2 separate regions of the Homo sapiens genome follow, and region 1 is linked to region 2. Evidence: chromatin loops called from intact Hi-C (ENCODE). Cell type or tissue: endothelial cell of umbilical vein. All regions are shown on one strand. Links, peaks and the distances in the headings refer to the core of each region. The heading gives the core; the rest is flanking DNA. Region 1 overlaps LOC105372188 (a long non-coding RNA gene). Region 2 has its middle 350 kb from the start of GTSCR1.

Region 1 (12,004 bases), core at 2,272-10,271, 210 kb after region 2:
AGGTGGGGTGGGAGGTACACATCCAAACATGCTTAGCCTCCCTGGGTGGGTGGATCTGCGGATGAATGTTTCCATATCAAAATCTGAACTGACTACTTTCCCTTTGTAGTTTAAATTATTTCAACCACAGAGAGGAGCTGAATATTAAGTTAACTGTGTTCATCTGCCAGAAAAATTAAATATCAGTGTAGAAAATAATCTTAGCGTTCACTTAAACTGCCTTAACAGTTTTAAAAAGGCACTTAAATGTAGCAATCATATGTTTTGGTTTACCTGGAAGTTTCTGTTTGTTGCTTTTGAAGTAGCTTAATTATTCCTGTCTGAAGAGTCCTGGTTGGTGTGGTATTCAATGCTCATGCTACTCCAAGAGGGCCTGCTGATATTTACAGAGTCACAAAAGTCACCCATGATCTTTGACACTTGGTTTAATGATCTTCCCTCTATATTGTACTGGCAGTCTGCGTGCTTCCCTAAATGACTGTGCATGAAAATCATATTCAATTTTTTTTATTTTAATTGCTTGGGGGACACTTCCATAAAAATCTGGCTCAGTGTCTGGCTGGGGCATTTCCAGCAAGAACCCTGAGTGATTCTGGTGCAGGTGATACTGAGATCACAAACTGAATAACACTAAAATAAATGAAACGGGGCTTAAATTTTACAGCTCATGGAAGAGCTCATGAAAATTCTTAACAAGTAGAAACCTAGATGAAAATTTACTGCATGAAGCTAAAGACAAGTGTTTTCCTGATTAAAAAATCAAAAGCACAACATTTAAGTAAGAAGTATCCTGCTAATTCTCACCATGATAGTGCACATGCCTAATCTACTACATTGAAACATACATTTTATAAACTCTATGCCACTTGCATGGATAATTGATGTAATCGAATTGCACTGGAATTGGAATTTTCACTGCAGAATACCAGCTGTGGCTGCTGTCCAGGGGAGAACCCTGCTCCAAGTGCTCAACATTGGCTGCTGTAGTTCATGGAATATTTAATTGTCTGCTGAAAAATGAATTGCAATTAGCATTAACCAGCTTTTAAATATTTGCTTGCATTACAGTTTTTCCTTTTTATTTTGATGAAAAAGAAAAAAAATTAGAATGCTAAAGAATACAGAAGGCTTGGTTTATTTGAGAGTAATACAGACATGTTGTCCAGAACCATGCTAGTTGCTTTATTTTCTCTAATTTTTCAGACTAATGCCATGGGAGATACCCTCTCCATTATATTAAATAGAAAACTGAAACTCAGGCAGATAAAATAATAAATCCAAGTCCCCATTGAAAGTAAGAATTGAAAACCAAGACTATCTATGGCAAAATGTGATCTTCTCAACACTTACAGTGTCTTTATATCTTTGACTTCTCTTTTTCTGTCTCTCTTTATAGATTTATAACCTATTTCTCCATCCATCCATCCATCCATCCATCCATCCATCCATCCATCCATCCATCCATTTATCCATCCATCCATCCATCCATCCATCCATCCATCCATCCATCCATTTATCCATCCATCCATTTTTCCATCCATCCATCCATCCATCCATCTATCCATCCATCCACCCATACATCCATCCATCCATCCATCCAACTATCCATCCATCCCATTGCATGTTGTTTCCTATCTACATTCCTAACTCTGCCTATCATACAATTATTTGGCATTATCCTTTAATTGGCAATAGGGTTGCCAGCAGGTGTCCTGAAATTTTCCTATGCCAAAAGTTCTATTCTGTAAAGAGTAATAGACTTTTAAGGTGAGAAGGTTATTTTGAAGACTGATAAATATCTTTTCTGTTGTATGTGAGGAAATTTAGGCCCAGGGAAATTAAGCAACTTATTTACACTGGCATATTAAGTTATTGGCAGAGATTAAATATAATTAAGTCTTTTGACTCATAATTTATTTTTCCACCTGGAACTTTAGGTTAAAGGCTACTAGTTAAATATTGAATAAGCTCAAATATAACATTTCCAGGTAACCAAAAAAGGGAGAAAAAATCTATTCATAGAGTCGATTTGTTTTATAAGTTAATGCAAGGATTTTAAAAATCACATGGACTTACAAATTCCAGGATAAATACCTTCCTTTCTAGAGACTGACACTGCTGTGTAGAACACAAGGCAGCATTTCTGAATGAAATTGGCCTATTTATAAGGTTTGCCTCCAGTAGATTCTGCTAAACCTATGGTGTCAGCCAGATGCAGTGACTCATGCCTATAATCCCAGTACTTCAGGAGGCCGAGGAGGGAGGATCACTTGAACCCAGGAGTTGAAGATCAGCCTGGACAACATAAAGACACTTCTCTACAAAATAACAATAAAAATAATAATTTTAAAAGTAAGTAAAATAAAACCATGGTTTCTCTAGTGTTAGATTTGGATAAACCAACCCAAATAATATCTAGCAGTTCTTAGAGCTGTAACAATAGACTAACCATTGGTGTATCATAGACCATTCTTAAAATTTTCAAATGTCAGTACTGAATGGCATGGAACAGGAATAATATTTATCAGAGTATCTACTAGTGCCAGTCAACATGAAAATGCTTACATGTAATATTAATGCCAATCCTTACAACCATTTTCTAATTAAACAGATATCTTAGTAATTATAGAAATATTTTGTTACTTATTTTAAATTAGTGTTGTCATTTTACCAATTTTTAAACTAAGATTAAGAAGTGTTAACTTCCTTAAGCTCACATAAAGAGGATTACATGAAATACATTACCTGAAGAAAAATGTATTTCATTCTTGTATGAATCACAATATAGTAGAATATGGTAGAAAACATACTTATCACACAAAACAGCATGTTTGAAAAAAATAAATGTAATGGTTCAGGTTGCAGTTAATAATTGACTTAGACTAGTTTCACAGATAGTAAAATAGTTACGTTAACAATTTTAAAAGGATGGGTATGTTTTTGTTTCTTCCAGAAAATACTTCTCTGTGATTAAAATATTCAACTATATTCAAAATTCAAATATTTACCAAACTTCTAAAATATCCCACTGTGTTTAGCAATATAATAACTGCTGTGGGTTTTAAAAAAGAATCATGACTTAGGACTTTAATTAAGTTTGAAAAATCAGTGGAATCATCCATACTAATTTTTTTTACTCTTAAAAACTTTCAGAAAACTGACTTTATATCACCATATTTTAAACAACATCTTTTAGTGAAAGCATGTCTCATTCAGTGATCTAAAGCAAAGTGCATATAGATGAGGTGTGGAGGCAGATTGCCTGGGTTCAGATCCCAGTTCCGCCACTATTAGTACCTACCTTTGGGGTTTGTTGACATTAAGTGAGTTTAATCATGAAAAGCACTTAACATTTTGCATAAGAAATTGGCTAGCGTGTAAATATGAAACAAGTAGTAGTAATTATTAGTCAACAAAAACTTTATAATTGCAAGTTCTGAGGACTTTTTTTGGTGGAAAAGGGAGATTTTAATAAGTAAGGATGGTAAGGAAAATGTCCCATTTATTCTTGTGGTAATGTGTAATCTTTTCCTAATTAAAATGAGTGTTTATCATCAGACACCAACTTGACAGACAAACCACAGAGTAACAGGAAAACAGCTGAGTGATGTAGGAAAGTTAACTTGCCCCTCTGCCTGGAAACAAATACAACATTGGACATCAGAGAGTGCCAGAGAGACCATCTTCCCATCTCAGGATAGGCACCTAACCCAAGAAATAGTTTACTATTCTAGACAGAGAATCTATCACCTCCCCCGACAACTTACTCCAACATTTAATCCCCTGACTGTGGGAGTCAAAAATTCAATTTAGAAACAAAAATTTAATTTAACTCTAGAAAGAGAATTTCACATTTTTGCCTGAAACGCTTAGCAATTGTGAGATCAATGTTTTATGAAGGCAGGATTGTAATTTATAATTTCATAATTATAATTTATAATTTCAACAAAGTAGGATTAAAGTAGGGTGGTATTATCAATATTTAACGTAGTTTTTAAAAATTTACCACACTTATCACTCATTTATTCAAACAATATCTTTTTTTTTTTTTTTTTTTGAGGCAGAGTCTCCTTCTGTTGCCCAGGCTGGAGTGCAGTGGTGCAATCTCAGCTCACTGCAAGCTCTGCCTCCCAGGTTCACACCATTCTCATGCCTCAGCCTCCCGAGTAGCTGGGACTACAGGTGCCCACCACCACGCCCGGCTAATTTTTTTGTATTTTTAGTAGAGACGGGGTTTCACTGTGTTAGCCAGGATGGTCTCGATCTCCTTACCTCGTGATCCACCCACCTTGGCCTCCCAAAATGCTGGGATTACAGGCTTGAGCCACCCCGCCCCGCCGCAATATTTATCTTGTATCTACTATACATCAAGAGCTATGGTGCCCTGTTTATACCTTGTCTAATTCTCTGGAGGCTATAAATGTTGTCATTTCTTTATTTTTAACTCTCCTAGTGATTAACTCCATAATTAGTAATATACCAGTGTTTGTTAAATTATGAAATTTAGATGTCATATAATGTTTACCAGCATAAAATATAAAAATTTAACTCAGTTTACTGATGAAAAGATACAGTCCTCACTTCTCAGATGACAAGGCACTGGGTATTATTTGATATTTACACATTTTACATTTTAATTGACTTTATAGTTATAAATTGATTTTATAATTTGAATATAAAATTTTATCCACTTTTTTTTAAAGAATTAAAGTGATTTGTAATATGTCTCCCTGTCCTATGAAAATAAACAATATTCTGTGGACTCAAAAGCCATTTGTAAATATCTGAACAATTTTGTTTCCTGTCTCAATGCATTTGTAATTTCACAAGTACATATTTGCACTATCCACATCACTTCTGCTTTTTTCGTTGTTGGATTATAGTCAATACTTTCTTCGCAAAGCTCTTCGAATTCCTATAAACTTTTCCTTTTTTTTTTTTTTTTTTGCGGGGGCGGGTGGAAGGATGAAGAGGTATTGCAACTCTATTGTCTGATTTGCTCAATGTAAAAATAAACTATCCATCTCACAGTAAAATTATATGATTGGTCTTTTTTGCCTTAGTTTTTTGTTTTAAAGTTATAGATGCCTACAATCTCTTTTTCACTATTTTTGAGCAATTTTCTTAAAAAATTCAACAACATTTGTTAGCTCCCTAAGTTTGACAATGTGCTCCGGGTCAGTGGCTGCAAAATGCTGGTCTCTAAATCAGTACTAGCCTGGGTTTGCAGGGTTATGGGGTACTGTAACAAAAATGTACATTTCCTATCACCACACATAACGTTCATATTCAGCATGTCTACAGTGGGGACATGGTGCAGTATTGCTACTATAGATTTAATGAGGGTAATAACTGCAATTTATAAAAGTAAAAATCAAGAAGGGTTTCTGGTAGAAGGCAGCCATCTTCCTTCCTCAGTCCTATGCACACCTTACCTTAATCACTAGGGACCACAATTATTACGGTTATTTCAGTTTTTTTTTCCCTCTCCTAGTAATTAATTTCATGATTATTAATAATATATTTATATCACTCTACTAAAATTGCTAACTTAAAATTTCACCTGTTGACTTGCAATCATGAAATACTTATGAGATATTATTTGATAGGAGAATGACTTTACCTCCTGGTAATAATGCTCCTTATTTATTATGGAAATCCACTTGTAACCATTTTTTTTTTTCCATATGGTTGGAATCGTATTTCCTCTAACCCGAGCTCCAGGAAACTACAACAACTATTAATACATTTTTGTGGCATGATTCAAGACTCCAGCCTGAGAATGGAGTGAACTCTGGAAAGCAGAGGAGTAGTATAGAAAGAAAATAGCCTGTTGTGATACAATTTGAGCCAAAAAATCATCTCTCAGTAACCTGAAATTCCACTTCAGACTTTGTTTATGAGCCCTTAAGTTGAAACAGACCCAAAAATCCCATTGACTGTTCTTTTGGATAAACATAGAAATTGATCTTTCTGATCTTAAAGCTTGAAGCCTACATTTGTTTTATGTGAGTTTCTTCCTCAGGAAAGGACCTTCAGCCCTCTCAAAAATGTATCAAATAACTGAAACTCATCAGATTACCACAACCAGACAATGAGATGTGGACCCCTCCATCATGATTGCTTCCATGCCCCTCCCTTGTTCCTTTTTTCTTATACATTGTTACATGTCTTCATTGCTATATAAACCCCTGGTTTTAGTCAGAGAGATGGATTTGAGACTCAGTTCCCGTCTCCTCAGCTGCAGCACCCGATTTTAAAGCCTTCCTTGGCAATACTTGTCATCTCAGTAATTGGCTTTCTGTCCAGCGAGCAGCAGGACCTAGACACTGGTGTTTCAGTTAACAACGTTATATTTATTTTTCAGTTTGAATTGTCTTTCTGAATTAGTTATAAGGTGGTTGAATTGAATGACTGAATATTGAACTTTATTCCTTTTTTTTTTTTTTTTTTTTTTTTTGACGGAGTCTTGCTCTTTCACCAGGCTGGAGTGCAGTGGCGCGATCTCGACTTACTGCAACCTCCGCCTCCCGGGTTCAAGTGATTCCCCTGCCTCAGCCTCCTGAGTAACTGGAATCACAGGTGCACACCACCACGCCTGGCTAATTTTTTGTATTGCAGATCAATGGAAACCTAGGAATATGGTTAGAGGGGATATGCTGGGGGGTAAGATAGAAAGATTATAAAGAGTTTAGGAAGAAACTTTTGGTAGTGATTTAAATCTTCTTAACTTGATTGTGCTTATGGATTGATGTCTGCATACATGTATCAAAATGCACCTGAAATATGTGCTTTATTGTATGTTAATCATATCAATAAAGCAGTTAAATAACACACTAATTTGAAATTTTCCCATTTCTACCTTAACTTGAAAAGTAATCTGGAAATATTATACCTCCAAAGTGATAGAGACATGTTTAGTAAGTCACATTTAGGTTAGAGTTTTACATTTTTATTAGAAAATATTAATAACTTTTTAAATTTAATTCTTTGCGATTGATAGGATTTTTAAATTTGACATCTCATGTCAAAGTATTTGGCCTTGTATACTCATATTATGATGTAATGAAATACGATTATGTGGACTTTCACACTGTAAATGGGATTTGGGCAATTGGTAATCTAAACTACATGAATTTTATTTCTCTCTTTGGTATTAATTTAATATTGAGTCTTGTTGAAACTTTAAGAAGAAAGAATTGTGTATGGAATTGGGTGGGTTCTTGGTCTCACTGACTTCAAGAATGAAGCCGTGGACCCTCGCGGTGAGTGTTATAGTTCTTAAAGGTGGCGTATCCGGGGTTTGTTTCTTCTGACATTCGGATGTATTTGGAGTTTCTTCCTTCTGGTGGGTTCGTGGTCTCGCTGGCTCAGGAGTGAAGCTGCAGATCTTCGCGGTGAGTGTTACAGCTCTTAAGGGGGCGCATCCAGAGTTGTTCGTTCCTCCCGGTGCATTCATGGTCTCGCTGGCTTCAGGAGGGAAGCTGCAGACTTTTATGAGAGTGTTACAGCTCATAAAGGCAGTGTGGACCCAAAGAGTGAGCAGCAATAAGAGTTACTGCAAAGAGTTAAAGAACAAAGCTTCCCCTCTGTGGAAGGGGACCAGGGTTGCCAGTGCTGGTTGGGGCAGCCTGCTTTTATTCTCTTATCCGGCCCCACCCACATCCTGCTGATTGGTCCATTTTACAGAGAGCCCATTGGTCTGTTTTACAGAGAGCTGATTGGTCTGTTTTGACAGACAGCTGATTGGTGTGTTTACAATCCCTGAGCTAGACACAAAAGTTCTCCACCTCCCCACTAGATTAGCTAGATACAGAGTGTGGATTGGTGTATTTACAAACCCTGAGCTAGACACAGAGTGCTGATGGGTGCATTTACAAACCTTGAGCTAGATACAGAGTGCCGATTGGTGTATTCACAATCCTTCAGCTAGACACAAAGATTCTCCAACTCCCCACCAGACTCAGGAGCCCAGCTGGCTTCACGCAGTAGATCCTGCACCGGGGCTGCAGGGGGAGCTGCCTGGCAGTCCTGCGCCCTGCGCCCGCACTCAGCCCTTGGGCAGTCAATGGTACTTGGTGTGGTGGAGCAGGGAGCGGCGCTCCTCTGGGAGGCTCTGGCTGCGCAGGAGCCCATGGTGGCAGAGGGGAGGGGCGGCGGGGGGCGGGGCGGGGCGGCGGGGGGCGGGGGCGGCGGGGCGGGGCGGCGGGGGGCGGGGCGGGGCGGCGGGGGGCGGGGCGGGGCGGCGGGGGGCGGGGGCGGTGGGCGGGGCGCGCGGGAAGACTCAGGAATGGCGGGCTGCAGGTTCTAAGTCCTGCCCCGAGGGGAGGCAGCTAAGGCCCTGCAAGAAATCCAGTACAGCAGCTGCTGGCCCAGGTGCTAAGCCCCTCACTTCCTGGGGCTTGTCCGCCGGCCGGCAGCTCTGAGTGCGGGCCCGCGGAGCCCACGCCCACGAAGAACTCGCGTTGGCCCGCAAGCGCCGCGCAGCCCTGGTTCCCGCCCGCGCCTCTCCCTCCACACCTCCCCGCAAGCTGAGGGAGCCAGCTCCGGCCTTGGCCACCCCAGAAAGGGGCTCCCACGGTGCAGCGGCGGGCTGAAGGGCTCCTCAAGTGTGGCCAGAGTGGGCTCCAAGGCCGAGGAGGCGCCCAGAGCGAGCGAGGGCTGGAGGGCTGCCAGCAGGCTGTCACCTCTCAGAATGAACTTTTATTAAGAGACTTGGCCATCAACCTGGCTTCCATACTGTAAGTAATCATTGATACAATCTTTTGCCTGCATGTCATTCTTAAGGCTTTTATAACTCTCGCCGAGTTAATGCTGAAAAAAGTAGGCTACACATTGACATCAATGTGAGTCGCACACTCAAGACTAAATCCTTAGGTGTTATTTTTATTTTAATGCCCCTAGTTCTATTGCCTAAAACCAATAGAAAATATAAATTTTGCCCTGTGCTACTCTTATTAGTCCTTTATTCTCCTTAAAAGGTAACATTTATTCCTTCATTTCCTGCTGTATTTGTTCTTTGAAATTCATGTTAATTTTTCTGATCCACGTCGAGATGCCTTATATTCATAAACTTGAATTTTACTCCTCACGTATTCAAACACTAAGAACAAGTTGTCATCATAAAAATATTATTTTGCCTTTTTTCTGAGTTATTTTTGTTTACCATTTTTAATTTATGCATCTTTATTTTTCTAAGCCCCTGTTTTTATTGCTGGCTCATCCCATTCAATACCACCACCTTACAATGTCTCTTTATTTTCACAGTGTGATATGCAAAACATGAATGCATGACAGATGTTGTAAATTTGCCTAATTTGATTTGGGGAAAGAAATTGGGTCATTTATCTTAGTAAATTCAAAACATGATTTCAGTTAATTTTTTTTTTTCTGTAAACATTAAACACTGAGACAAGCCCTGATGCCCTAGCTTTTTAAAATTTTCCCTGTGACTCCACTACTGCATGATGAGAGGGGTTCTCTGTGTTCAACAGTGCTGTTCACATTATTAGTAGAGAGGTTTATAAATTATAAAGTCTTCATGATATCTAACAATCACAGGGACTGTTGGCAGTAACTTATGAGGTGCACTCATTTTCTTTTACAAGATGGCACTGTTTCCATTTATTACTTGATGAATTGCTTAAAATCCATCATAGTTTATAATTATTCATTCGTTCATTAATTTCTTTTTCTTAATTCAATATTGATTTGAGTGAGGAGGATGTTGATGTGGCATTAAACAAGCAGCTATGTTCAAATCTTCTGAAAGACCATCCGTACCTAGAGAATACCTATTTGGAACTAAATCCCTCACCAAAAGCCTATTAAAGCCTTCATACATTTTTATAAATTTCACAAATAGTAGCCAAGATCAGAAATAAGTGTCATAAATGATTGGAAGATACAGGTCTGAGTGTGAAGTCTTTATAATTTGTCATGGTTTTAGATGCATGATGACCCCAAGGAGATATCATAACCTTGGGTGAGACTGCTTCCCAATTAATTCCCAGAAAAGGGGCGATGTGTAAGAGGTCAGATCCAATGCTCCAGGATAATGGGTGTCAACAAATAGGAGGCAACTCTGTAAAATATTTGAAGAGATTTATTCTGAGCCAAATGTGAGGACCATAACCCATGACGCGGCCCCAGGAAGTCTTGAGAACATGTACTCAAGGTGGTTGGGTTACATTTAGGAGGGCAGAAGTTATAGGTAGAGACATAAATCAATAAATGTATGGTATACATTGATTCAGCCTGGAAAGGCAGGGCTTTTTAAAGTGAAAGGTGGCAGGTGAGGGGAGAGGGTTGGGGAGACATCCAGGTTACAGGTGGATTCAAAAATTTCCTGATAATTGGTTGAAGGGGTTAAGCTCTTCCTGAAGAGCTGAAGTCAGCAGAAAGAAATGTTTGTAGTTAAGTGGGAGGGAGAGGGGATTTAGAGGCCAAGGTTCTTATGTAGATGAAGCCTCCAGGTAGCAGGCTTCAGAAGAATAGATGGTAGATGGTAAAGGTCTTTTATCAGACTCTAAAGGGTGCCAGACTTTTAGTTAAATCTCTCCTGGAATGGGAAGAGACCTGGAAGGGGAAGGGGATTTTCTACAGAAGAAAGATTTTCCTCAAGAGACAACTTTGCAGGTGCCATTTCAAATTTTGTTCAAAGAAATATATTTCAGGGTAAAATACTTTGATTAATTTCAGGGACTTCTATCTGTCATGTGATGGTATACCAGAGTCAGGTTGGACTGTGATGTCTTATTGCTGTAAAAAGCCTGTTCTGTCAATGTTAAGATTTCTGTTTTAATGCTAATGCTGATCAGTTGTGTCTGAATTCCAAAGGGAGGAGAGTATAATGAGGCATGTCTGACCACCCCCTTTTCCATCATAGCCTGACTAGTTTTTCAAGTTTTCTTTGAAATGACCTTGGCCAAGAGAAGGGGTCCGTTCAGTCAGTTGGTGGGGGACTTAGAACTTTATTTTTGTCGTACGTGGAGAAATAAGGTTCTAAGTTCTGGTTGGGGGAATCTGGGTAGTGTATGAATGACAGTTGTCAACCAGTGTGGCCTCTCTTATCCTTGGTGCTTACCTGGAATATTTTGTCTTTGTTGCACATACATAATTTGGAGGATTTATAACTGGTCCTGTGTAATTCTTGAACTGTTCACTAGTTGAGAGTTAGTGAAAAACAATCTTATGCTTTGTGTATTAATGCCATTAGAATATTTAGTAGACAGTTATCTCATAATGAACTTGAAAGGCGAGAAACTAATCAAAAGATATTAGCTAAAGCCTTTATTAAAACATTGCAACATGAAACACATTTCAAGATGACTATGGGGACCAAGTAGATAAATATTTCATAAGATAGAATTGGGAAAGGCCACATGTAACCCAGTGGGTTAATCTTGCCCACTGCCTAGACAGAGCTGATTTATCTAGACAGGGGAATGGCAATAGAGAAAGAGTTTAATTCATGCAAAGCTGACTGTACAGGGGACCAGAGTTTTACTCAAATCAGTCTCTCCCAAAACTTGGAGACTGAGGTTTTCAAGAATAATTTGGTGTATAGGGGGTCAGAAAGTTGGCAGTGCTGATTGATCAGGTCAGAGATAAAATAATAGGGAGTCAAAGCTGTCCTCTTATGCTGAATCAGTTCCTAGGCAGAGGCCACAAGTCCAACTGAGCCAGTTTATCAAGACCTGGGTAGTGCCAGCTGATCCTTTAAGCACAGAGTCTGCAAAATATCTGAAGCACTGATCTTAGATTTTACAATAGTGATGTTATCCTCAGGAGCAATTTGGAGAGGTTCAGATTCTTGTACCCTCCAGCTGCATGACTCCTAAGCCATAATTTCTAATTTTGTGGCTATTTTGTTAATCCTGCAAAGCCAGTCTAGGCTGTAGGCAGGAAGGGGGTTTGTTTAGGGAAAGGGCTGCTATTATCTTGGTTTCAAAGTTAAATCATAAACTAAGTTTCTTCCAAAATTAGTTTAGCCTACACCAGC
Region 2 (12,004 bases), core at 2,358-10,357:
GTGGCCCAAGACAATTCTTCTTCTTCCAATGTGGCCCAGGGAAGCCAAAAGATTGAACACTCTTGTTTTAAAACCTTGGTCTTATAATTTTAAAAACCTTAATAATAATGGTTTGATATTTCTTAAATTATCCCCAATGAGAAACTTTGACAATGTTTATAAAATGTATTTTCAGATCATATGTGTGGGTGTCTGTGTGTATTTCAAACCATATATTTATATATTTTAAAATACATGTGTATAGGTAGATATAGATAATATAGATATAGAAAGCAAGTTTAGACATTATTTTTATGATCCCTACTGGGGGCAAAGCAGATTTGGGGAGAGTGAGATTTATCCAAATTTAGTATTGCAAGAGTCAACCTCAAGCCTTTGGTATGCATGGAGGTGCTCATTCAGAGATCTAAATCATCTGTTATTATGAAACTCTTTTTCTTATCTTTTTCAAGAAGAACTGGGAGAAGATTTATTTGGAAATAGTATAATTTGTAACAACAAAACATTTTGGAAGAAGATACTGTAACTTTCACAAGAAATGATTTGACTTTAGGAGAGAAGCTGAGTAACTTTAATGTAGATGGGACAATTAACTTTTCTTTGCATTCTACTTGGTCAACTGAGTGACCATCACAAACCAGCTTGTGACGGTTGGTGCAAAATTTTTTTTTCACTTGTATTATCTAATTCCCTGCCTTTCTTTATGAATTGCAACTAGCTAAGAACTAGTTTATAACAACTAGCTAAGAAAAACTAGCTAAGAAAAAAAATAAGCAATGATGCAATCAAGTATAGATTAATGTAATTAATTGCTACTTTCTCTGAATTTAAAAACAGAGCCACAGATAGTGTAATGGGACACAGAAAGCAATATATGACTTCTACTTTTTCATTGGATTGAATGAGTACAAAGAAAATTTTGTATGCTTTGAATTTATATAATTTTATATGTGAGATACAGCTAAAGAAAAAATGCTTTATTTTTCAAAATATATTGAGTTTTCTGTTAAGCAAGACTCTAAAATTTAAGAAAATTATCCAAATGTTACTATGCTTGTGAATATTTATATCCACATCCTCTCATAAGCACTTGGTTATTCTTAATCTTGTTATCTGGAGGCTTTGATATTATACAGCAATAAAATATTGTATGCACCTGAGAAATTATAATAATAATAGTCTTCAGTGCAAGCATTCATGAGACTTATATTTTGGGTAAATTACACTAACTTAGAGAAAGAAAGTTGCAGAGATATAAATTATTCAAATGTTAATTAAATTTTTCTTAGTTTATCATCTGTCTTTGGAAATGGAAGCAATATTTATCATTATTCTCTTTACCTCACATACTAATTTGGACATGGGCCATATGAATCAGTTAACTATGAAACTGTTTTATTTAAAGAAAGCTAAATATGAATTATTTTGGAAAATGAAGAACTTTATTTTAAATGTGAAAAATTAGATCTAAATATATTAATTAAAACCCTTTGAAATTTAAAGTATTAGATTTCTTAAAATAGAGAGTTTTTTTAATTTAACAATTGCTTATCTCAAATGAAGTTCATATGTGTGAAAAATTTCAGAAATTATTGTGATTCAGTAATTAGCTATTTGTAAACACAGTTCTGGAACTGTAGATGATATTAATAGAAACTTATTTTTAAGTATTTAATTTTGCTGTGATACAACACAATGGGCTTATATATAAACTTCAGATAACCTCATTTATTTATGATAATGATGCAGCATTGCATAATATCTTTCCAATGAAAAATTTTCAGCTGAGCTTACCAGATGTACTTTAAAAGCATGCACATATAGTCAGTAGACTCAAAACTTATTCCTATGATACATAAAATAAAGCATATTTAAGATTATGGACCCTAAACTTCTTACAGTGAAATTTGAATATTATAAAAAAGCATACACTTCTGATATGAAAATTTATCTTCATTCTTCCCTTTAGACCTAACTTTCAAAATATGTAGCTATACCTGAAGTGTAAAGGTTATGCTTATTCCAGGGTTCTTACATTCAGGAAATTTATAAAGTTTTAAGAGCATTAGATATTAGCAGGATTGTGTTGCCATAGCAACCTGTATCCACGAACAAACTCTCTAAATATCTAACCTAAAAGACATCGATGAGGTCAGTGCTATGAGATGTGAAACAAAGCCAAAATTATTCACACAGAATTCCAGAAAGTAGTCATTAGTTGTAGGTACATATTTTTGTCCCTCTTATTTAGAACTTGAATTGCTTGATATTCAATTAAATCAAATGACTTGTTAATCACTTTAACAAATGCTTACTGATATGATTTGGCTGCGTTCTCACCCAAACCTAATCTTGAATTGTAATTTCCATAATCCCCATATGTGGTGGGAAGGACCCTGTGGGAGGTAATTGAATCATGGGGGCCATTTCCCCCATGCTATTCTCATGATAGTAAGTTCTCATGAGATCTGATGGTTTTCTAAGGGGCTTCCCCCTTTGCTTGGCACTCTTCTCTCTCCTGCCACTATTTGAACAAGGACGTGTTTGCTTCCCTTTCTGCCAAGATTGTAAGTTTCCTGAGGCCTCCTCAGAAAACGGGAACTGTGAGCCAATTTAACCTCTTTTCTATATAAATTACCCAGTCTTGAGCAATTCTTTATAGCAGCATGAGAATGGACTAATACAGTAAATTGGTACTGCAGAGAGTGGGGTGCTGCTATAAGGATACCTGAAAATGTGGAAGCAACTTTGGAAGTGGGTAACAGGTAGAGGTTGGAACAGTTTGGAAGGCTCAGAAGAAGGAAAATAATGTGGAAAAGTTTGGAACATCCTAAAGACTTGGAAGGTCCAGAAGACAGGAAGATGCGGGAAAGTTTGGAACTACCTAGAGACTTGTTGAATGGCTTTGACCAAAATGTTGATAATGATATGGACAATGAAGTCGTGGCTGAAATGGTCTCAGATGAAGAGGAAAAACTTGTTGGGAACTGGAGTAAGAGTCATTCTTGCTAAGCTTTAGCAAAGAGATTGGCGGCTTCTTGCCCCAGCCTGCCCTAGAGATCTGTGGCACTTTGAACTTCAGAGAGATGATTTAGGGTATCTGGCAGAAATTTCTAAGCAGCAAAGCATTCAAGAGGTGACAGTGCATGAAAGTTTGAAAAAGTTGCAGCCTTACAATGCGATGGAAAAGAAAATCCTATTTTCTGAGGAGAAATTCAAGCTGGCTGCAAAAATTTGCATAAGGAGGAGCCAAATGTTAATCCCTAAAACAATGGAGAAAATATCTCCAAGGCATGTCAGAGGTCTTCACGACAGCCTCTCCCATCACAGGCATGGAGGCCTGGGAAGGAAAAATGGTTTTGTGGACTTGGCCCAGGGTCCCCATGCTGTGTGGAGTCTAGGAACTCGGTGCCCTGCGCCCCAGCCACTACAGCCATGACTAAATAGAGCCAAGGTACAGCTTAGAGAATGCAAGCCCCAAGCCTTGGCAGCTTCCATGTGGTGTTGAGTGTGCAGGTGCACAGAAGTCAAGAACTGAGTTTTGGGAACCTCCACCTAGATTTCAGAGGATGTATAGAAATGCCTGGATGTCCAGGAAGAAGTTTGCTGCAGCGGCAGGGCCCTTATGGAGAACCTCTGCTAGCGCAGTGCAGAAGGGAAATGTGAGGTTGGAGCTCCCCCAAAAAGTCCCCACTAGGGCACTGCCTAGTGGAGCTGTGAGAAGAGGGCCAGTGTTCTCCAGACCCTAGAATGGTAGATCCACTGACAGCTTGCTTTTCTTCACATGCCTGGAGAAGCCTCAGACACTCAATGCCCGCTAGTGAAAGTAGCCAGGAGGGAGGCTGTACCCTGCAAAGTCACAGGAGTAGAGCTGCCCAAGGCCATGGGAGCCCACCTCTTGCATCAGCACACCATGGATGTGAAATATGGAGTCACAGGAGATCATTTTGGAACTTTAAGGTTTAATGACTGCCCTATTAGATTTCGGACTTGCACGGAGCCTTTAGCTCCTTTGTTTTGGCCAATTTCTCCCATTTGGAATGCCTGTATCCCTATTGTATCTATTGTATCTAGGAAGTTACTAACTTGCTTTTGATTTTACAGGCTCATAGGTGAAAGGGTGCTTTGTCTCAGATGAGACTTTGGACATGGACTTTTGAGTTGATCCTGAAATGAGTTAAGACTTTGGGGAACTGTTGGAAGGGCATGATTGTGTTTTGAAATGTGAAGACATGAGATTTTGGACGGGCGCCAGGGACGGAATTTGTGGTTTGGCTGTGTTCCCACTTAAATCTTATCTTGAATTGTAGTTCCCATAATCCCCATGTGTTGTGAGAGGGACACAGGAAGAGGAAATTGAATCCCGGGGGTGGTTTTCCCCATGGTATTCTGGTGATAGTGAGTAAATTTTCATTAGATCTGATGTTTTTATAAGGGGCTTCCCCTTAGCTCAGTTCTCATTCTTCCCTCTCTCCTGGTGCCATGTGAAGAAGGATGTGTTTGCTTCCCCTTCTGCCATGATTGTAAGTTTTTGAGGCCCCCCACCCATGCTGAAATGTGAGTCAATTAAATCTCTTTCCTTTATAAATTGCCCGGTCTCAAGGATATCTTTATCAGCAGCATGAGAACAGACTAATACACTTCCAAAGCATCTACTTTGCATTAACTTATTCATTCGGGATTGCGGGACAGAACTAAAATGAGATTTTTAGATCTCTTCATCCAGTTAAAGAATCAGCTACACATCTGGGCTACTGTAACCTAAATCAGAATGTGATGGCTGCCAACTCTTTTGTACTATGTGCTCACATAGAATGATGTGTATCAGAGCCTAGTGAACAGGCTCCATTGAGATGATGACAGGCACTTCTAAGACAAAGACCAACGCAGAGGCCAATATTTGCAATGAATAGGTGTCAGGTTTATTGGAGATGAAGAGAAGGAATGCGGTAGGTAGGAAGAGGAGATAAGATTAAAGCCACTGCATAATGCTGGATGGTAGAATTTCTTAAATGTTATGCTAAAAAGTTTTGAGCTTTTGGCATGGAGCATTTAAAAATGGAAAGATAGTAGCAAAAAAAAACCTTGAAAATCCTCCACTATTCAATAAAAGACCATTGGTTACAAGTAGGAAGGTTTATTAATGAGCAGATAAAAGTTCGAGGTTGGTCTGGAGTACTCAGGGATAGGAGGAAAGAATTGAAAGGAGATTTTAGAATTTGGATGTGGATGAATAAAGAGCAGGGAACTGAGGACGTTGCTGACAAATTGATCTATCTGGTTTGGTTTTCAGATCTTCTATATTGAAAAACATTTGAATACTACTTTGGAGCTAGGAGTTAGTGAATTTGGCATGGAAAGGTTTGGGATTGATAATTTGGAAACATTGCCTTGTGGTAGACATGAGAAATATCTGTCCAGATCCTAGGAGAAAGAGGATGCTGATCTGGGAGTCTCTGTGTTAAGGTGATGTGTAAAAAGGTGGGAGTGAAGAGAGACAAGAAGCTATACCCATGTGGTCACCTACATCCCAGGCAGGGTGGGGGAAAGGATTCTGATTAGGGGATTGAGTGTCAGTAATTACTCTATATCCACAGCCTTTAGGCCATGAAACAGATATTTTCATATGCCTGTAATCTTATCTCTTCAACATGAAGATTGATGATAAGATTTACAATATTAACTGTACTAATAAATAATGTTACATGGGCACTAGCAAAGGGAATTTCTTAGATTAAAAAATGAATTCAATAATTAAGATTTGCTGTTTAGCATTTTATGTTATTGAACATTGAAGTAAAAAAATTGTTTATATTTTCTTCCAAGTAAGTGATGGTGCTGCTCAATTTTTAAGTGCAATTTGGTAAAATAAGGCACTTAATTTATATTCTCACCAGATAAATGTTCTGAGTTTTCTAGATATACAAACATTATCGATAAATATACCCACTCTAATTCAAATACAATGATAATATGGTGTGCTGGGTTTCACTCACAGATTGACTGATTATTATACTCAATTGAGCACTAATTCTTGTACTCAATAGAGGATTGGTGTTACGTACATTTGACTTGTTCAGTTTTTAATACCAGAGATAGATATTTATAGAATCCATTTCTATTAATAATCCTGCCTTTAAGTTTAATGTATTTTATTAATCTTTGGGTCTAGAAGCATAATCCCATCTCCATTTGCATTCAGTGCTATATGCTATGTAACTATACATGACTTCATCCACTCATATTCATGTGTGCTTAGGAAATCTGACTTTTTTTTTTTTTTAGTCTTAAGAGGAATAGGAATATGTTGCTTTATTTTACAAAACATTCAATACTGGTTGATACAGTAACTTGTCTGAACCTGATTTTGTTTGTTTGTTTGTTTAATATAGCTGATCTTAGAAATTTAGTATAGGATGGTTTTGGTAAATAAACCATTCGACTGTAGCAATGGACTAATGAGATAATTGAGGATAGGTGTAATAAGCAAGGGATCCCAGAAGGAGGCGTAATTGAATGTGGCTTCTTAGAGTCTTGCACAGGGAGGCATAGTTACTGCAGATTTCGCTCATGTGGAGTGAGGATTCCCTCAGTTTTGAAAATCTGTTCTTTGCACTTTCAGCAGAGGTGTATACATTTCTTTTGGTAAACCGACCGCCTGCTTTCCTATGTCTGACTGCATGGCTGCCCACACACCAAGCACAAGTAATGGAAACAAAATAATCTCAACATATTTATGTTGCAAGATTCAATTGGGGGAATTCTAATTTCAAAAAGTATTACTCAACAAGTCCAGGGTCCAAGCAAATCTGAGATCCACTCCTACATAAACACATAACATGTAACACATGAACACACACACACACACACACACACAAAACCTCCAAAAATATCCATCGTGATTTTCTAAATATAATTTCTCTTATAAGGCATACTTCCTTAATGAGTTAAGAAAAATAATTGAGAGTCAAGTAACTGAAGAAATTCAGTTACCTCAGGGCTCAGGCATCCCAGGTGCTCTGAGGCTGGCTGAGTAACAAATGGCTGCCGACCTCCTCCAAGGTGAGAGGATTTATTTCAGGCTTAAAGTAGCCTGAATCCTATGGAAGGAAATAGGATTGGAATGTTAAGAAACTGGAGTGGATGTTTTAAATCCTGAAATGTTTCTAAAAATGTGACTTTCTGACCCCTAGTTCTGGAAATGCTACCTAGTGTTCTGCCTTGGTCTTCTGCCACTGTGAATTGTTAGCCACGAGAAGGTGCTGGATGTCCCTGCATAGCCTGAACGTGCTCCCCAGGAGACTAGAGCCCTTGCCTACCATTGCAGTGAATTCCTCAAGGGACTGGGAAGGAAGGTATCATGTCCTCTCTCTGTTTTGGGAAGCAGCCTTGGGGAAAGGGCCCTGGCAGAGAGGCCCTCAGGTGTCTGTGTAGGTGACAGGGCAGGGTTAGGTTTTGAGCAGGGCAGTGACAATGGTGGTGCTTATAAGCTTTTGGGCAATAACTAACCTATACCAACATATATTAACATCTATCAAATAAATTAGAGATTCATTTGCTAATCATAGGAAACATATCAAGACCAGACTCTATTTTAAATGAGTAAAAGTCACATGCAGATTATGTAGGTTCACAAGGAGTTGGCAAAATAAAAGCAAGCTTGAACCTGACTACACATCTCCCGTAGCTCCAGGAAATACAATGAGCCCTCAAAGGCAGGCAACAGCCACGTTTCTTTTCAGCCTAGGTGGCACAAGCTGAGTGTGAACAGGGGGTGTGGATGGGTCCAGTGGCCTTTTCTTGGCCATGGGAGGAAGAGCCCTCTTGCTGGCTGGGCCCAGTAGAGACTCACCATTTATCCAAATTCCTCAGGCTACCATGAAAGGATGGCCAAAAAGCCCTCTCTTTTGGACCAGCTAGACATTGTTCTGACTTAACAGGAGTGGCCAGGCTTTCATAGGCTGGGTTTCCCAGACGCAAGTAACATACTTCTCCTTTAAACATGCATTGCTGGAATCCACCTTTATACTTTAAATGGGGAATTGGCGCCTCATTTCTAGTGGCTGTGTTACAATCAAGCTGCATAGCCAGCTTTATGTTTGAAGCCTTATTTAATTATCTGTCTCGAAACCAAAGAAAGCATAACAAAGTAGTATGTGATTAGACAGGCCAGGTCTCAGGAGGGGATCTTGGAAACCCCTAGCAAGAGCCCAACCTTGGTGATGTTACTGCTCTATAGGAGAGGATGGGGTGTCTTACTTTGCTTGGGCTGCTGTAACAAAATACCATGAACTGGGTGTCTTAAACAACAGACATTTATTTTCTCACAGCTGAGAGGCTGGAAGTACAAGATCAGGGTGGCACTATGGTTGGGTTCGGGTGGGAGCTCTCCTCCTGGTATGCAGACAGCTGCCTTCTCCCTATGGATTCACATGGCTTTTCTTCTCTGTGTATGAGAACAGAGAGGGAGGGAGGGAGGGAGGGAGAGATGGGGAGGGAAGGAAGGAGAGAAAGATGGGGAGGGAAGGAGAGAGGGAGAGGGAGGGAGGATGGAAAGAGACAGAGAGAGATTGAGATCTTTCTCTTCTTATAAGTCCACCAGCCGTCAGATTAAGACCTCACCCTTATGAACCTCATTTAACCTTAATTACCTCCTAAAAGCCCTATCTGCAAATATTGTCATTTTGGAGGGTCAGACGTCAACATATAAATTTTGGGTGGAAGACATAATTAAGTCCATAGCAATGGGGAAGCTATGTTTCAATTTATTGTGTTTTAGAAAGGTAAAAACACTTTTTAAAGTACCAGTTTTCATTACCTTAACTTACCATTGAATATTACATTAAATCTAATTAGAATCATAAAGTTTCAGTTCCTATAAATATTATTTCTACACATGCACACCTTGAAAAGATGCTAACTCTTTTAAAAGTTATTCACATTTTACATCAGCAGAAAATGACAGTATTTTCTCTTTAAAAAATATTTTTAAGGCAACCACAAAATGCAGGTGTAGTTGCAACTAAATAGGATGACTGGTGTATGGAAAGACTGATTTCACAGGTGATTCCAGGCAGCCTCATACAGAGTTTTTTCCTAAGGTTTTTATTCTGTTACTACCACCCATTACAAATATGAGAAGTACAGAAGGTAAAAGATAAGTAAATGTGGTTTATTCTGGATTTTTAACCAATAAAATTTTTTGCTACATACAGAGGGAGAAAGCTCTTTAGCGTCTTACATACGGAGTGTCAATAATCCTCATGCAGTCTAGATGACATATTTTAGACTACTGTTATCAAATTGAGTGATTTAGGATAAAGTCTGGACAAGCCGTAGTGGTGTTTTTTGAAGCTGGTCTTACTCTCTTACAATCTGTTCCTCATCAACTAAGGCTTAAAAAATCCTTTGGATGTATTAAAAATTCTTACCTTCCCTACCAATAGGAGTTTGGGAATACGTGATAATCAAAGTAGGATGCAGATATAAAACTACCCTCATGCTATGTTTATCCAAATAGAAAATGGCAAGTTACCGTTACTAATATCCTGTTTCTTTTTCTTTGTGTTGACTCAGGAGAGTTAAATGTGCTGTAAATCAGGAGACTGATGTAGACTGTCAGTCTTTCCTCTGAGTCACATTCTGTCAGCCACCATTTGCATTCATCAAAAAGGGTCTTGATGCTAAGAGCAGAGATCCCATCTTGAATTCTGCAAAGAACAAAGTAAACATAAATTTCAAATGTAGAGTCATGATTTTAAAATGGTCAGCATGTGCTGCCACAGAGAAGAAAATTGCTTTTCAAAATGGTAAAATATAGATATTATTGACATATCTGTCTCCATCAGCATTTATTGGAGAACAGAAAAAAGATTTCAAATACCTATAGCTGAGATGTTATGTGAACAAAAGTTAAAGTGCAGGAAAAGAACAAAACAAAATCTATTGTCATCTAACTCTCTATCCTTTATAGCATCTGAGAAATAGATTTCCCCTAGTACAATAAATTGCTTCAAAATGGCTAAAGTAACTTTGCTTATTAGGCACTTTTGGGAGTCTTACATTATAACTTAGCCAATTTACAATTATTCTGAGGCTAATGGTTTTCCAGATATAATTACCATTCATGACTGCTCTTTGCTTATTCCTTTCCTTTTTTTCTGTTCTGCATTTTGTTCATTCTTTTCACCCTTCTACCAGGTGCTCCGTGGGAAGGGAGAGAGGCAAAGAAAGCAGACCCCAACATCTAGCAAAGAATCTTTCATGTAATGACTCTTAGTAAAGTTGCTGTCATGAAAAGATAGCCCCTCAATGGGAGCTATTGGACTTGGTCAGGAAGACATTTTACATTACTGACAAAAATGAGATTTTAAACATATATTTAAATAATCTTTGTGCTTATCATTTTATAAACCCGTGTTGTCTGATGCAGTAGCCAATAGCCACATTGGCTATTTTAATTTTAATTTATGTTAAATCAAATAAACATTTCAATTTTGAGCCTCACCAGCCACGTTTTAATTGCAGAATAATATTTAATGCTTCTAAATTGTATTTCTAAATATTTACATATTTGAAAAATACTCATAAAATACCCTGTCAGTCATATTATTATAGAATATTTTCATCATCATACAAAGTTCTATTGGATAGTACTAAATAGATTAAAAGTTGATCTGTGTATACAAAGTTCTTACGAGTATTTCTGGTGTAAATGTATACATAAAGATTTATGTCCACAGGTGACTGAAAGAAAACATGGAGAGTGGTATAATACCAACATTTGTTTTAAAAGCTTTTATGATTTTTTGTTGCCCTGTGTCACAAGAAAAATTATAAAATTTTTTTAAACAAATTGTATCATCAGTGAGAAGGGGTTATAACATGGTGTCACTCACCCAAAGTCACTGAAACTGAGGTAGGAGGCAGGACTTGACTCCAGAGGTGGGACTCAAGACACCAGACCAGATTGAGGAGTACCTAAAACAGGGCCAGGGCAGAAGCAGCTTTCCAATCAGACACACCTAGCAGTGTGCCATGTCAATTTATCATTGCCATGGCAACACCTGGGAGTTACTACCCCATTCCTTAGTGATGACCCAATGAACCAAAAGCTACGACCCCTTCCCTAGAAATTTCTGCATAAACCACCCCTTAACCTGCATGCAATTAAAAGTGGGTATAATTATGACTGCAAAACTGCCCTGAGCTGCTACTCTCTGCCCATGGGGTAGCCCTGCTCTGTAGGAACAGTCACAGAGTTGTAACACTGCCTCTTTAATAAAGCTGTTTTCTTCTACCTCTGGTTTGCTCTTGAATTCCCTCCTGGGCAAGTCCAAGAACGCTTGTAGACCAAGCCTTACTTTGGGGCTTGCCTTCCCTGAATCAAAACTGTAACAGGGCAGCTCATACCTGAGCCACTACGTTAAAATTAAGAACACAATGATGTGTTTCTTCGGAAGAAATGCAGTGGGAGTCTCCATGAAAAAGTCATAGTCCAGCTCAAATAGTTACACTGGATGATGGTACACCCATCCTTCTTTCCCTCACCACTGAAGATGGCTAAGCCAGGATTCTGCAGCCCAACCCCGAAAGACTCACACCGTTCCTCTCTAGAAAGGAGGAACTCAGCTCCCTGCACTGTTCTGGCCATGACTCCTGATGGACCCAAAATGCTGCTTTATCTGTTTTAATAGGAATTGTAATGCTATGGTTGTGCACCACGGATGGAGAACTATGTCCCTGTTTTCTTAAAGTCAACAGGAAACATTACTGTACCTTAAGAGAGGATGTAGTTGTGTGCCAAGGCTGCAGAGCTATGTCTCTCTTTGGACAGTCAACAGAAAACATTATTGAACTTTAAGAGAGGATATAGAAAGTACTGTAGCATGGCTTCTTGAGACCCTGAGTGTTCCAGCAGGTAGTGAACAAGAATTTCTTTCATGTAAGTGATGTGGTTTGGCTCTGTGTCCCCACCCAAATCTCATGTCAAATTGTATCCCCA

The links. Hi-C counts contacts between places; a loop is a spot of excess contacts. Peaks named below come from ENCODE experiments on the same cell type or tissue, not always from the same donor. Only the 100,000 strongest peaks of a DNase experiment are listed, where the experiment ranks them.
Region 1: it touches region 2 in a loop (6-fold over the local background); 2 of 110 quality-filtered maps call a loop at or near these places.

The regions. Positions count from the first base shown.
Region 1 is chr18:71,204,349-71,216,352 of GRCh38, forward strand. It overlaps LOC105372188 (a long non-coding RNA gene), which reads left to right. Exons shown (of 4, transcript XR_935610.4): 4 at 1-4,018. It overlaps LOC105372187 (a long non-coding RNA gene), which reads right to left. Exons shown (of 4, transcript NR_188047.1): 4 at 11,278-12,004. Among named protein-coding and RNA genes, the nearest start is that of LINC01541, 370 kb to the right of the region's middle. In endothelial cell of umbilical vein, for the core only: no CTCF peak of the experiment used is centred there; a DNase peak (open chromatin) is centred at 5,863; H3K27ac peaks cover 1,295 bases.
Region 2 is chr18:70,992,179-71,004,182 of GRCh38, forward strand. No RefSeq gene overlaps it. Among named protein-coding and RNA genes, the nearest start is that of GTSCR1, 350 kb to the left of the region's middle. In endothelial cell of umbilical vein, for the core only: a CTCF peak has its summit at 6,496; DNase peaks (open chromatin) are centred at 4,333, 6,503 and 9,613; H3K27ac peaks cover 3,921 bases.